2 separate regions of the Homo sapiens genome follow, and region 1 is linked to region 2. The links are chromatin contacts, found by Hi-C or POLR2A ChIA-PET in ENCODE. All regions are on one chromosome and are shown on one strand. The core of a region is the stretch at or near the end of the contact, and the rest is flanking DNA. Distances in the headings are between cores, read along the strand shown.

What was found. A loop is a pair of places that touch in the nucleus more often than their neighbours do. ChIA-PET counts read pairs that join two places held with the same protein, here RNA polymerase II (POLR2A). Pooled maps may share reads with other maps.
Region 1: a pooled map shows a loop between it and region 2 (2.4-fold over the local background). The contact joins two enhancer-like sites. A Hi-C loop is called at or near these places in 4 of 37 single-sample maps with no recorded cell type and 4 of 50 pooled maps. POLR2A ChIA-PET finds 5 or more read pairs at or near these places in 1 of 52 experiments (GM12878).

The regions. Positions count from the first base shown.
Region 1 is chr18:77,099,361-77,105,215 of GRCh38, forward strand. MBP (myelin basic protein) reads right to left here. Exons shown (of 9, transcript NM_001025101.2): 2 at 5,851-5,855. Among named protein-coding and RNA genes, the nearest start is that of MBP, 30 kb to the right of the region's middle. RefSeq lists enhancers at 297-516, 319-1,077, 2,181-2,310, 2,401-2,470 and a silencer at 2,761-2,880. Within about 2 kb of position 2,556, at least 38 of the 41 ENCODE cell types and tissues checked have a DNase peak (open chromatin) inside an H3K27ac peak, as active enhancers do.
Region 2 is chr18:76,929,510-76,935,255 of GRCh38, forward strand. All of the region lies in intron 25 of ZNF236 (zinc finger protein 236), which reads left to right. Among named protein-coding and RNA genes, the nearest start is that of MBP-AS1, 48 kb to the right of the region's middle. Within about 2 kb of position 3,087, at least 2 of the 41 ENCODE cell types and tissues checked have a DNase peak (open chromatin) inside an H3K27ac peak, as active enhancers do.

The DNA.
Region 1 (5,855 bases), core at 1,306-3,805, 170 kb after region 2:
TGAGATAAAATATATCCTAGAGTGTGAGGACTTCATGGGAGAAGAATTGTTAACCATTTCATGAACAATTTTTATATGGATTCTATGCTTACATGACATTTGAGGTTTCTTAGGTTAAAGAAAAGACATGACATTAAAATGATTTCCCCTGTCTCTTTCCTCATTTCCTGTGGCCACGAGAAGACTGACGCTCCCACGCAAGGATCGTTTCTGCCCGGCTGTGCCACCTGGGGCTCCAGGCCTGGCTTTGCTCTCTGGCTTCCCCACCATTGGCTACCTGGCCTCGGGCAGGCCCGGCCCAGCTCTGCGACTCAGTGCCTGGGAGAATGAAGATGATCCTTTGAGGGTCCTAAGTATGGGGAGGGCTGCGCAAAGCCATGACTCAGCACGTGGGAGATGAGCGCTCTGCAGATGCACACCTGCCCTGGGGGGAGCCGCCAGCTGGGGCCTGTGGCAGGAGGCAGGAAGAAGGAACCTTGCACAGGAAGGGCCCAACCAGGGTCTGCAGAAGGGAAACCAGGTCTGCTGTCTCCTGAGGACAGGGCAGAGACTGCGTGTGGCTGCTGGTGTGGAGTCCGTTCCCCAGGAGGTGTCAGACATGGCGGCAAATGCCAATCCCAGGACTTTCCTTCTCTACTCTAATTGTGCAGCCGCTGCTGGGGTTTATCAAGTAACACATGTGATAAGCTTAACTGTGATCCTCCTGAATCTATACGTGGATGTCCTAAACCTCACTGCCTCACAACGTGACTGCATTTGGAAATGGTGCCTTTAAAGAGGCCATGACATTAAGATGAGGTCCCACTGGAGTAGGGTGGCCCTGAGCCAACGTGATGCTGTCCTTCTAAGCAGAGATTAGGACACAGACACACACAGAGAGACGACCACTGGAGGACACAGAGAGAAGATGCTTTCTACAAGCCAAGGAGAGGCTGCAGAGGAGACCAACCCTTGGCACCTTGCTGTCAGATTTCCAGTCTTCTGGACTGTGACAGAAGAAATGTCGGTCTTTTAAGCCACCTAGTCTGCTATTTTGTTATGGCAGCCCCAAGAACTCATACAACATACAATGTAGACAATGTCTGCAAAGTCCCTGGCTCACAGGAGGCACTAATACAGTGTTAGCGCTGGCCTAGATAGAATTTGGGGTGTGTGTGTGTGTGTGTGTGTGTGTGTGTGTGTGTGTTTTGTGGTTTTTTCTTTTTTTTGAGACAGGGTCTTACTCTGTTGCCCAGGCTGGAGTGCAGTGGTGTGATCATGGCTCACCGTAGCCTCGACCTCTCCAGGCTCAGGTGATCTTTCCACCTCAGCTTTCCGAGTAGCTGGGACTGTAGGTGCACAGCACCATGCCCAGCTAATTTTTTGATTTTTTTGTAGAGATAAGGTCTCACTTTGTTGTCCAGGCTGGTCTCGAACTCCTAGGCTCAAGCAATCTGCCTGCTTCAGCCTCCCGCAGTGCTGGGATTCCAGGTGTGGGCCACCGCACCTGGCCTCGTTTGGTGTTTTGAACATGTAGTGAATCATCCCCAGGAGGCTTAGCTATCACCAGAAAACCCCAAAGAGTAAGCCCACAGCTCAGCAGATCCACAGCATTCAGAGAAAGCTGAGGGACAAAAGCCACAAGCAGCCTGGCACATGGGCACGTTCTGAGCGCTTGCTGACCCTCCCAAAGGTAACTGCCCAGCCCCTTTGATTCACACTGCCAAAAAGGAATGAATTCCTCCAGTAGCCAGTGAAGCCAAGTGTCTTACGTCCTAAGGACCAAGGACTGCCAGGCAGGCAAAGACTGCCTAAGACAGGGCATCCCTCTGTGGGTGGGTCTTGCCCCCTGCCCCTCTCCTGGCATTGAGGCACGTCCCTGGGTTCTCCAGGGCAGCTGGCACCCTTTCCTTCTTGGGTTCTGCCAAGTTCTGTAGTAAGATGGAGAACCAAATACAAAATGGGCAGAGTGATAGAAAGCTGGTAAATTAGTGAGGCAGGACCATTTGGAAACCAAATTTCCCTGCAACTTAAAAAACACAGGGAGTCAAAGGCAGAACAGGAGTTTCTTCGTTTCTGAGAAGGAGCGCTGTGCCCTGAACCTGCGCCTGCCTGGAGGAAGTTACACTCCATCCGCATGAGTGAATCATGAGTCAGGAGGGCAGGCTGCCCACTCCTCTGATGGGCGGAGTGCTTCTGCCTGAATCTGATGTCTCCTGTTCTGACCCTCAACTGGCCCAGGAAGGTGGCTCAACCACTTGTTACCAGGGACCTGCACCCCATATGAGTGGACTAACACTGCAACTCCAGAAAAGTGTCTTTTTTTCACCAATCAGAGACATTCCACAGTTAACCCTTTAGTTAGTTTCTCTTCCTCTTACATCCTGCCGTGGCTTATTCGGGATGAGAGAGAAGCAAATTTCAAAGCCCTGAGTCACTGAGGGCAAAACTTGCAAAGGAGACTGGAAGCTCCTGCAGGCAACAGACGAGGCCTCCCCACCACCTCCCCAGCAGCCAACGGCACCTAAAGCCTGCTCAGGAAACTGAGCTTTTATGTGAAAAAGAAGTTAGGAAATAGGTATGATTCATTTACTCTTTCGAACATCTGTAAGCCAGTTATGTGCTGGGGATGCTCCAGGCTTAGAGACGGAGGCATCAGAGAGAGGAAAGTTCCCTCCTTGATATAGGAGGGGAAGAAGTCGGATGATAAACAAATCACCAGGATCTGTATCAGAGCACTCAGCCGCAGGCTCTATGACAGCAGAGGAAAGAATCATCTAGTGTGGGTGGGGAGAGGTGGAGAAGGTGGCAGCAGGGTGGGAAGGAGGGGGCCCTCAGCAGCCTGGGCCGGGCAGTGGGGCAGAGGCAGTGTGTGGGGTAGACCGGGCAGCCCCCACCGCAGCTGCCCTCCCTGCTGACAGATCAGTAACCAGCACCTGAAACTGACAGAAACTTTCCTTGACTCTCTCATAAGGGGGAAAAATGCCTCCCAGAATCACACACAGAAATGTGCAGAGTGGTAGGTGACACGGCTGGAGCTCATGTCACGTTTTCTTTTGTGATTCAAGTTTAATGCTCTACTAAGCTATGCAGCATCACAGAACATGTACATGTACTTGGAAGGGCACAAAATATTTCCCATCAAGTTTAAAGGAAAGAAAAAAAAGCTCTTACTTCTTAAAACTACCTACAGGAACCATAGTTTTAACATTTCCAAGTTTTGAGGTTTTTAAATGATCAGAACTTTAAACATGAGATTTCAGAAAACAAAAGCCTCAGCATGGGCTTTGCTATGGCTCAAAATCTTACTCTGATAGCATTAAACAAATTAAAAACATATGTGGGTGTTTTACAGCGTCAAACAACAGGAAAGAAACTGTACACCACAGAGAGGTTTCTTGAAACTGGAGTTGCAAATCAGTCATTCTAAGACTTAAAATACCAACAGTGTTAACAGCCTAGAGGCCTCTGAGCAGAGCTGTTTTTTCCACTTTCACTTTAGGTGAAACTTAATCCTCCTGGTGCAGATACTGTATCCAAGCCATGTTCTTAATAAATTAGTAACTTAATACATTTATGGTTGTTATTGCTAATTATAATGCTGACATTATCAGTAATACAGTTTAAGTATGGGCTGAACAAAATAATGAGTCACCCTCCCATTCAACATTGACTAGAACCATTTACATATTTATAAAATTAGTCTTTCTAAATCCTTAGGTAAGAAACTAAATACTGTTTATCACTTTAATCAAGATAAAATATACACAGGAACAGTATATAGTCACCTACTCGCCTTCCATGGATGATTTGAAAGCAAATCATGGAAAATTACTCATGTGGCTGACATAGAAATTAAGTACAAATCAGAGAAGGCCCCATTTCTTCCAAGTTTATTATTACTATTAAATAAAAACGCACTACAGACCTCAGCGAAGAGGTCTGGAGACTGAAATTCAATTCCGTTCAATTCCGCGGACATTTCTAAAGCATCTGGGTGTAAGTCGGGGGTTCCCCTGACCCTCACCCCGGCCCATCTTCAGCAGCCGGACATTCTAGTGCACCACCATCTGCCTCGAGTTGGAGACACATAATTTTATGTTGAATTAAAGTACCAACGAAATGGAATAATTTCCCTTGAGGGGAAAACATGTATGTTTAAAAAATAAAAAATGTTGAAAAATCAAAAGTATTTTTGCATCAGAGCAAAGGAATTTCATAATCTCTTCCCTCTCCGAGAACCTCCTGATACTTCTGGGAACAATCACACAGCATGGACCAAGAGCAAGGGCCGCCCCCATACAAATTAGGGTGGGTCCACTGTTCTGTGCACACTGGCAGGCTTACTCCTCACAGTCTGAAACAATTCTCTAGTGTAGAGACAGGGGTAGGCAGAGAGACAGACAGCTAGGACCCCTGGGCATTTGTGGTCCTTGTCAACATCATTGGATCATCTGTCCTGAGCGTCTCAGTGGGAAAAGGGTCCAGAACCCCGATTCAGGGCACTACAGGGGAACCGAAGGCAACGTAGAGAATCCAGATCAGACAGAGGAAGCTGATGCCTTCAAATAAGGCGGACAATGGCAAATGCCGTGCTAGAAATACAAAGAAGATGAATTCTTACTAGCCGGAAGGATTCGAATGACTTTTAATTTGCAGTTTCCCGTTTAACTGTATTTTCCAAATGTTCCCTGACAAGGGTTACGAATGGGCTGTAGAGGAGCCGCCACTGGAAAGTCCAGTGACAGTGAGACTGAAGAAGGGCTGGAGCCAGAGGCTGAGGACCTTGGACTTTAGTCTGCGCTAAGGACTTCCTGGAAGTTCTAGGGGCAGAAGGGTGATGATCCAGTCAATAGAGGAAAATCCTGGCAGCCAAAGTACAAGACACATGGGAGCAGGAGGAACGTGGAACCTTGGCTGTAGAGCCCGGAGAGCTTTGAAAAATGCCCACGTCTGCATTGGGATCTAAGGAGGGCAAAGACCCTGGCAGGTCTGAAGTCTCTGGGAGATTCCAATATGCAGGCAGGCCAGAGCATGACCCCAAAGGAAGGAGAACTGGTGAGGAGCCAAGTAGCCGCACGCAGGAGAAAGGAGGTTATCGATCTAGGAGAGGGCCAAGGAAACAGCTCAAGTATTTCCTGTCCTTTCGCCAGACCTCTGGGATTCAGTGTGAGTTCTTCCAGAACCAGACCAGAGTGCAAAGTCAGAGCAAACTCCATGGTGGGTGAGAAGAAAGGAGTGGGACCTTCGTAGATGGAATTAGGTTTTTGAGCTAAAAGAAAGTCTGATGTGTTTCACTGTTTATGAATTGGTGTAAATTTTCATGCTCTATCAAACCAGCAGCTAGTTAGAGAGAATGCAGTTTGGAAATACCTTTTTCTAAAAAATAAAAATGTTAAAAAAAATCAAAAGTATTTTTGCATCAGAACAAAGGAATTTACAATCTCTTTCCTCTCTGAGAGCCTCCTGATACTTCTAGGACCAATCACAGAATGTGGACCAAGAGGAAGGGCTGCTTCGTCTTCCTCTCCTCCTGGTTTCCCTCTTTCTCTTTCTTCTTCTCCGTGTCTCTTTTTTCCTCCCTTTCTTTCTTCTTCCTAACTCCTTCCCTTCCTTCATTCCTTTATTCCTTTGCAAGGTCAGGATGTACCTACTGCCATGCAATCTTCCTGAATAAATTAATAATTAATAATCAATCGTAATAAATCATAATTAATTATTAATAATAATTAACAAGGACCAGGCTTCCACCCAGCTGTCAGGGAAGAGTGTAGCAGCAAGAGCCCATGCCCGTAGCCTCTGACACACCAAGGGGATTTGTGTTTAATAAGAAAACAACATGCACATGTTTCGGATCAGCTCACGTCTTACCGTAC
Region 2 (5,746 bases), core at 1,837-4,336:
AAAATGTATTCTTCAGTTTGTGGATTGTGCCTCTGTTCTTCCTGTGTGTTATTATTGGCCATTTGGTTATTTTGTTAGTATATTTGAAAGTGTAGATGAATATAACTAATATTTTAAGAATTTGGCTTCAGCTGTTCTAGGAGAAAACCTTAAATGAGTTAATGAAATAAGTTTGGTTTCAACTTTGGGCTTCAGATTGTTTTTTCTCACTTATTATGATGGATAATGAGAATTGGCTATACAGTTCCTTATCCCATTTTGAAAGGGCTGCAAAAAGCATTTAATTTATGGTAACCTGTTAAAAGCATCTAGATATTCCATAGAAATTTTCAAAGATTTCATAGTGTGTTCTTTTTTCCATTAACACATAGGATTATAAATGCATGCAAGTACTAGAGAATGCACAAATCACTTCAGCTAAGTTTTGCAGACTTTAGGCAGTTCATGAGTCCTAGCATTCAGAAAAAGGTTACACGTTGAGTGAAAAGCAAAGACAGTCCTTTGCCTCCCGGAATTACCCTGTCCAGATACAATGAAAGTCCTTTTACCTGATGTTTTCAGCCCAGTTATTAATAAAAAGGTATATAAAATTGGGAACCAAACAAGTGACATCTGCATACTTTGGAGATTCATCCACGGATCTTTTGAATATGGGTCTGCTCAGGTGATAATACATTTTCTACTTTTTAAAATTTTTGCCTGTACTCATGTTCATCATGCAGTTTCATCTCCTGTTTCTCTTTCTTTAGCATTGCATGAGAATGTAGGTCACTATAAAGCAATCATAGTGCAGCATACTTTTGTCTTTTGAATCTTTTTCTCTCTGATTTTGTGTAGTTGTCTTGCCTACACCTATTTTGACAGCAGAATGTTTAAAGTATCTTGTCTTTACCAAGTTTTTCCAAGGCATTCAATTTGGTTTCCATTGGATGTCCAACAGATTTTTTATTCTCATATTCATTTCTAGTTGCCATACTATTTGATTTCATTATATCATTACAGTAGCTGATGAAGCTGGCATAAACGGGTTTTGAATCAAGCAAATGTGTTTTAGTAGGAATGTATTGCAGGCATGTTAGTGTGTACTTGAGAGCATTCAGAACACATAGGATAGGAACACAGCACACGGGAAACCGCAGCATCGTGGGCTCGGCAAGCCTGCCCAGTGGAGGGCAGGGAGGGGAGGTTCTGTTATCGCCTGGTGATGCCCCTCAGATCCTTTTAACATGCTTTTGCTATACCTGGCAGTGCACTATATTTGGAAATATTTTCAATTCATTGACAGTTTCATTCCACACAGTGTGTGATTTTTAGGGCCTAAATACTGAGTTAAAGTAAAACTCATAAGAAGTATTTTTAAAATACTTCACAGCTTAAAAAGTGTGAACAAATACTGTCATTTAGGGAAATGCATTTTGTGGTCTCATTTTCATTTTTCCATAAATTGTACTGAAATGACAATGAAAACTTTGAGGATAGAATTATATGTTTAACACACTTGCCAATACGCATCTTAGAATGTTGTTTTCAGATACCACAATATTAATTTCCATTTAGGTCAAGAACTTATTCAACACAATTCTAATGGAAATAGTGAACTATTAATAAACGGGAGCATAAGATTGTTAGCGCCTGAAATCAATAATCAATCTACAGGTGCCACCCTAACAATAAGCAATGATCAGCTTCTCTCCCAGAGCACAGCATTGAGCTCTTCAGGCACACAGCACACGAGTTAGCCAAGAAAGACATTATAAGAGGTCGGAGCTAAAGAGCTCTGCCCACAGTCAATGAGGAGTTAAACTGTCCTTAGCATGACAGGTGTGTCAGCGTCATGCTTTGTCACATGGATTATCATTCTGTAAGGATTACTGGCTTATGTCTAATTCTAGGATACAAAATTCTCTCTAATGTTACCAACCAATCGATGATGTTACTTTTTAAGCCATGAAAGTAAATAATTTTATTCAACTGTACAAAGCATCGTATATTTATACAAGTTAGCATGTTAATAACTCCATGTACAAAGCTGTCCCTTTCTAACCCAGCGCTGGAAGACTCTTACTTAGCTCATTACTTCTGCCCTCCAGTGAGAATTTTCTGACACCAGCTGAAAATAGAATAGAAAAATGGAAAGGAGGCAGCTTTCTAAGATTTTAAAGCATAGAATTTTATGAAAAATAAACATATTAATATTGGCAGAAACTGCAATTACTTTTGCACCAACGTAATAAATGAGCTCATGTAAGATAAATGACAGTTTCATAAGTAACCATTAACAGTTTAGGATAACATACCTATCTCGTTCTCTTCACCTTGTAGAGATTGCATTCACTTCTTAGCCTTGTTATTTTCCAACTATGTATATCACTTTGTGAGGAAAAAAAAACTAATCTTCAGATATGTTTGTACCCAAAAGCTAGACCTCTTTTCATGCTTCATTCTTAATTGAAACGACCTCTTGTCCCGTAGTTCATTTATTCCATAAAAGATTATAGTGTCTGCTGTGTGCTAAGAATTGTGCAAAATCTGGGACTGTGACTCTGGGCAGGTCAGAGCTGGCCCTGTGTTCTGGATCTCAGAATAAATGGAGTGCAGACATTTTTTGAAGAATCCACAAGTGACTATAAAATTACAGCTGTAACCATATATAAAGGAGAGGTGATGGCACAGAGAGCACATGTCACAGGGGGTGGCTCTGTGGCTTCTTTGAGGACATCCTGGCTGAGCTGAGAGAGGGGCTTGGGAGTGTGGTGGCTTTTCTCCCAACGCCAGCCACTCAGCTTTGCATGGCCCATGGTGGCCTTTAGCTGAAGCAAGGAGGTGTGGATATTTTAATGGGTGGAAGGTCCAAAATATATGATGTATTGTTGAAGTTAACATAGCAAATGTTTTTCTCCAAACGTTTTCTAAAACTCATAGTTTGTGGTTTTTAAAGGATCAGGCAGTGTGTTCTTCTCATCTCTAGAATTCTAATCTTAGGCTGTGAGTTCATCATCTTTCCCCCGCTGCATGGTTCATGTTGCAATGTGAAGACGTGCTGTTTGTGTGTGGGCCGAAGCGAGTGGTAGTCGCTCGTGGTGCAGGGCTCTGGGTGAGATGTCTGGATTCATGCCCTGCTGGCCGGCCTCACTGAGCAGGAAACTGGCCGTCAGCAGTGCAGCCTCATGTCTTCCTGGAAACTCTGCTGAACATCCTTAGTGAGCCCCTGGCACATTGATGGAGAGACAAGTTGGGTTGTAGAGGTTTCAGTTTGAGTGGAGTGGTGTTTGTGCCTCTTGGTGATCCTGGATGTTTGTAGGCGCAGCAGATTGCTTGATTCGAAATTGGGGATGTTCTGACCGAAGGGAGAAGTTGGATGGAATGAGGGCGCACGCACTCCAGGGCTCTGCTCTAGCTGCCCGCGTTTCTTTAAACTCCTGTGATCTGGCTAGTTCGGTAGTAAGTGCTGTACCTATAAATTCACCTCCACAGACGCATGTTGGAAGTGTCACACCAGCATCTCACACTCAGGTGAGGGTCCTTTCAGGGCAGGCGAGCTGTCCTCAGTCAGTGGGTGCAAGGCTCCCACATGTTATGCAGCTGACATTTCTGTATAAACAGCAACATACCCACTTTGCTGATTTGCATTTTTTAAATTATTATTCTTTTAGACCTTTTTTTAAAGAGCCAGCCGAGGCCGGGCATGGTGGGTCACGCCTGTAATCCCAGCACTTAGGGAGGCCGAGGCGGGCGGATCACCTGAGGTCAGGAGTTTGAGACCAGCCTGGCCATCATGGTGAAACCCCGTCTCCATTAAAAATACAACAAATTAGCTGGGCTTGGTGGCGGGTGCCTGTAATCCCAGCTACTCGGGAGGCTGAGGCAGGAGAATCGCCTGAACCTGGGAGGTGGAGGTTGCAGTGAGCCGAGATTGTGCCACTCCAGCCTGGGTGACGAGCAAAACTCCGTCTCAAGAAGAAAAAAAAAAAGAGTCAGCTGAGAAAATCAGTCTCTCTCTCTCACTCTCTCTCTCTCTCTTAGGCTACTTTAGCTTATATCCCACTTGTTAAATTAAAAAAAAAAAAGCTTTTCAAGGGATTGGGTGACATTATAAAATAAAAGATGAACGCATAATTAAAGAATATTTGTGTATTAATGTGATATCGGCTATTCTTAAATACAGGCTTAGTTTTATGTGATCAAGTAAGTTGTCTTATGTTCTTGAATACCTTTGGCATCTTTGAATAATCCTGGGTATAGGAAGCAATTGTTCATATATTGACCCACTCAATCCTTGATATTAAGCAGATGTTTTTAGAGTGGCTTGCACATCCCATTTGTCCTAGTTATAATTATGTAGTGGATCTCAACTGTATAGTAGTAGTTAGGAGATTGCCTCTTAGTGAGCAATATTTATCTAGAGTCAAAGTCAGTTTCAGATCTAGCTTGAGGCCACACCACTAATAATTGAAATTAAAATGACATTATTTTGAAATTAAACATGACTCTTCTAAGGTAAACACTCAAAAACCTCTAATGCCCATACAAAACTTATGTTGAGCATAATGAATATGTATATGGCTATTATTATTTTTTGATTCTCTATGCAAGCAAGGTTTGGTTAAGACTCATCAGCTTCTAGGTTAACTCTGGCTGTTTCATCTTAATCGAAGGCATTGAAAGAAGTGTATCACCACTTAGGGATTTGCGATGAATCCAGGCGAGACAATTAGTCAGAATTTCACATGCAGGACAAAAGCACATGCTTTTGTTGAGATTCGTGATGCAGGAGTTGAAGACTATTTCAGAGTTTCATCCCAACATCCATTCCCAAATCTGACACAAAGAGTTTTCCTTAAAAAGTGATCCCATAGAATGTAAGTACTGTCTCAGAAGCAGATCGTAGTCTTGATAGAGGCTTGAGAAATTTAGCACAACTTTTTAAGGAATTCATCTCAAATGAGTATTATCTTTTTGTTCTTACCTTCGTCCACTTTTAAATTTAAGATAATTTTGATGAATAAATTGAGTTCTGCTTTTGATGAAAGAAGCAAAGACCAGTATTTGTTTTCTATTTATTTGTAGGGTTATTCTAGCCTTAGTTTCTTCTAGATTTAAGTATAATCACTTATTTTATTTTTAAATAGTTCAACAATTTAACATTTCCCATTCCCCGGTGTATATTAAAACTGAAGAGGACGTTCTCATCCTCACGAGTTGTCCCTCTGAGTGACCTGGATGCTTGGGAACGAGGGGCTACCCCGATGCTTCTCTCCTGTTCTGCCGCCCCCACCTCCTGTCTTCCCACATTTCAGTTAATCGCAAGAAAAAACTGATATCATATCTTTTAAATTATTTTTAGAACCTTACAAAATTATGTTTTCTTAGAAGCTATGAGGTGATATCCCAAGAGATTTAAGACAATGTTGGGTTTGATGAGCGTACAGTTTATTAATCTTTTTAACTTATTTTTGAGTCGGAATCATAAAGTCAGACTTGTATTGCTCTATACATGCTGGAGGAACAGTGGTTTCAGAAAAATAAGTGAAGAATAAAAGTAAGAGTCTACAATCTTCACTTCAGCATGGGATCTTCATTTTCATGCTAAGAGTATTTAATTTGAATATAAGATTGTAGCTTTTAACAAATGGATAGTTAAGAGCTATTTGTAGCTTGTAATTTAACTGCATGCTTAAGAAAATTTCAGCTTTTTTCTGCTCTAGTCATGTGTTCTTTTCAATCATATTGAGGACAGTTCTACTGG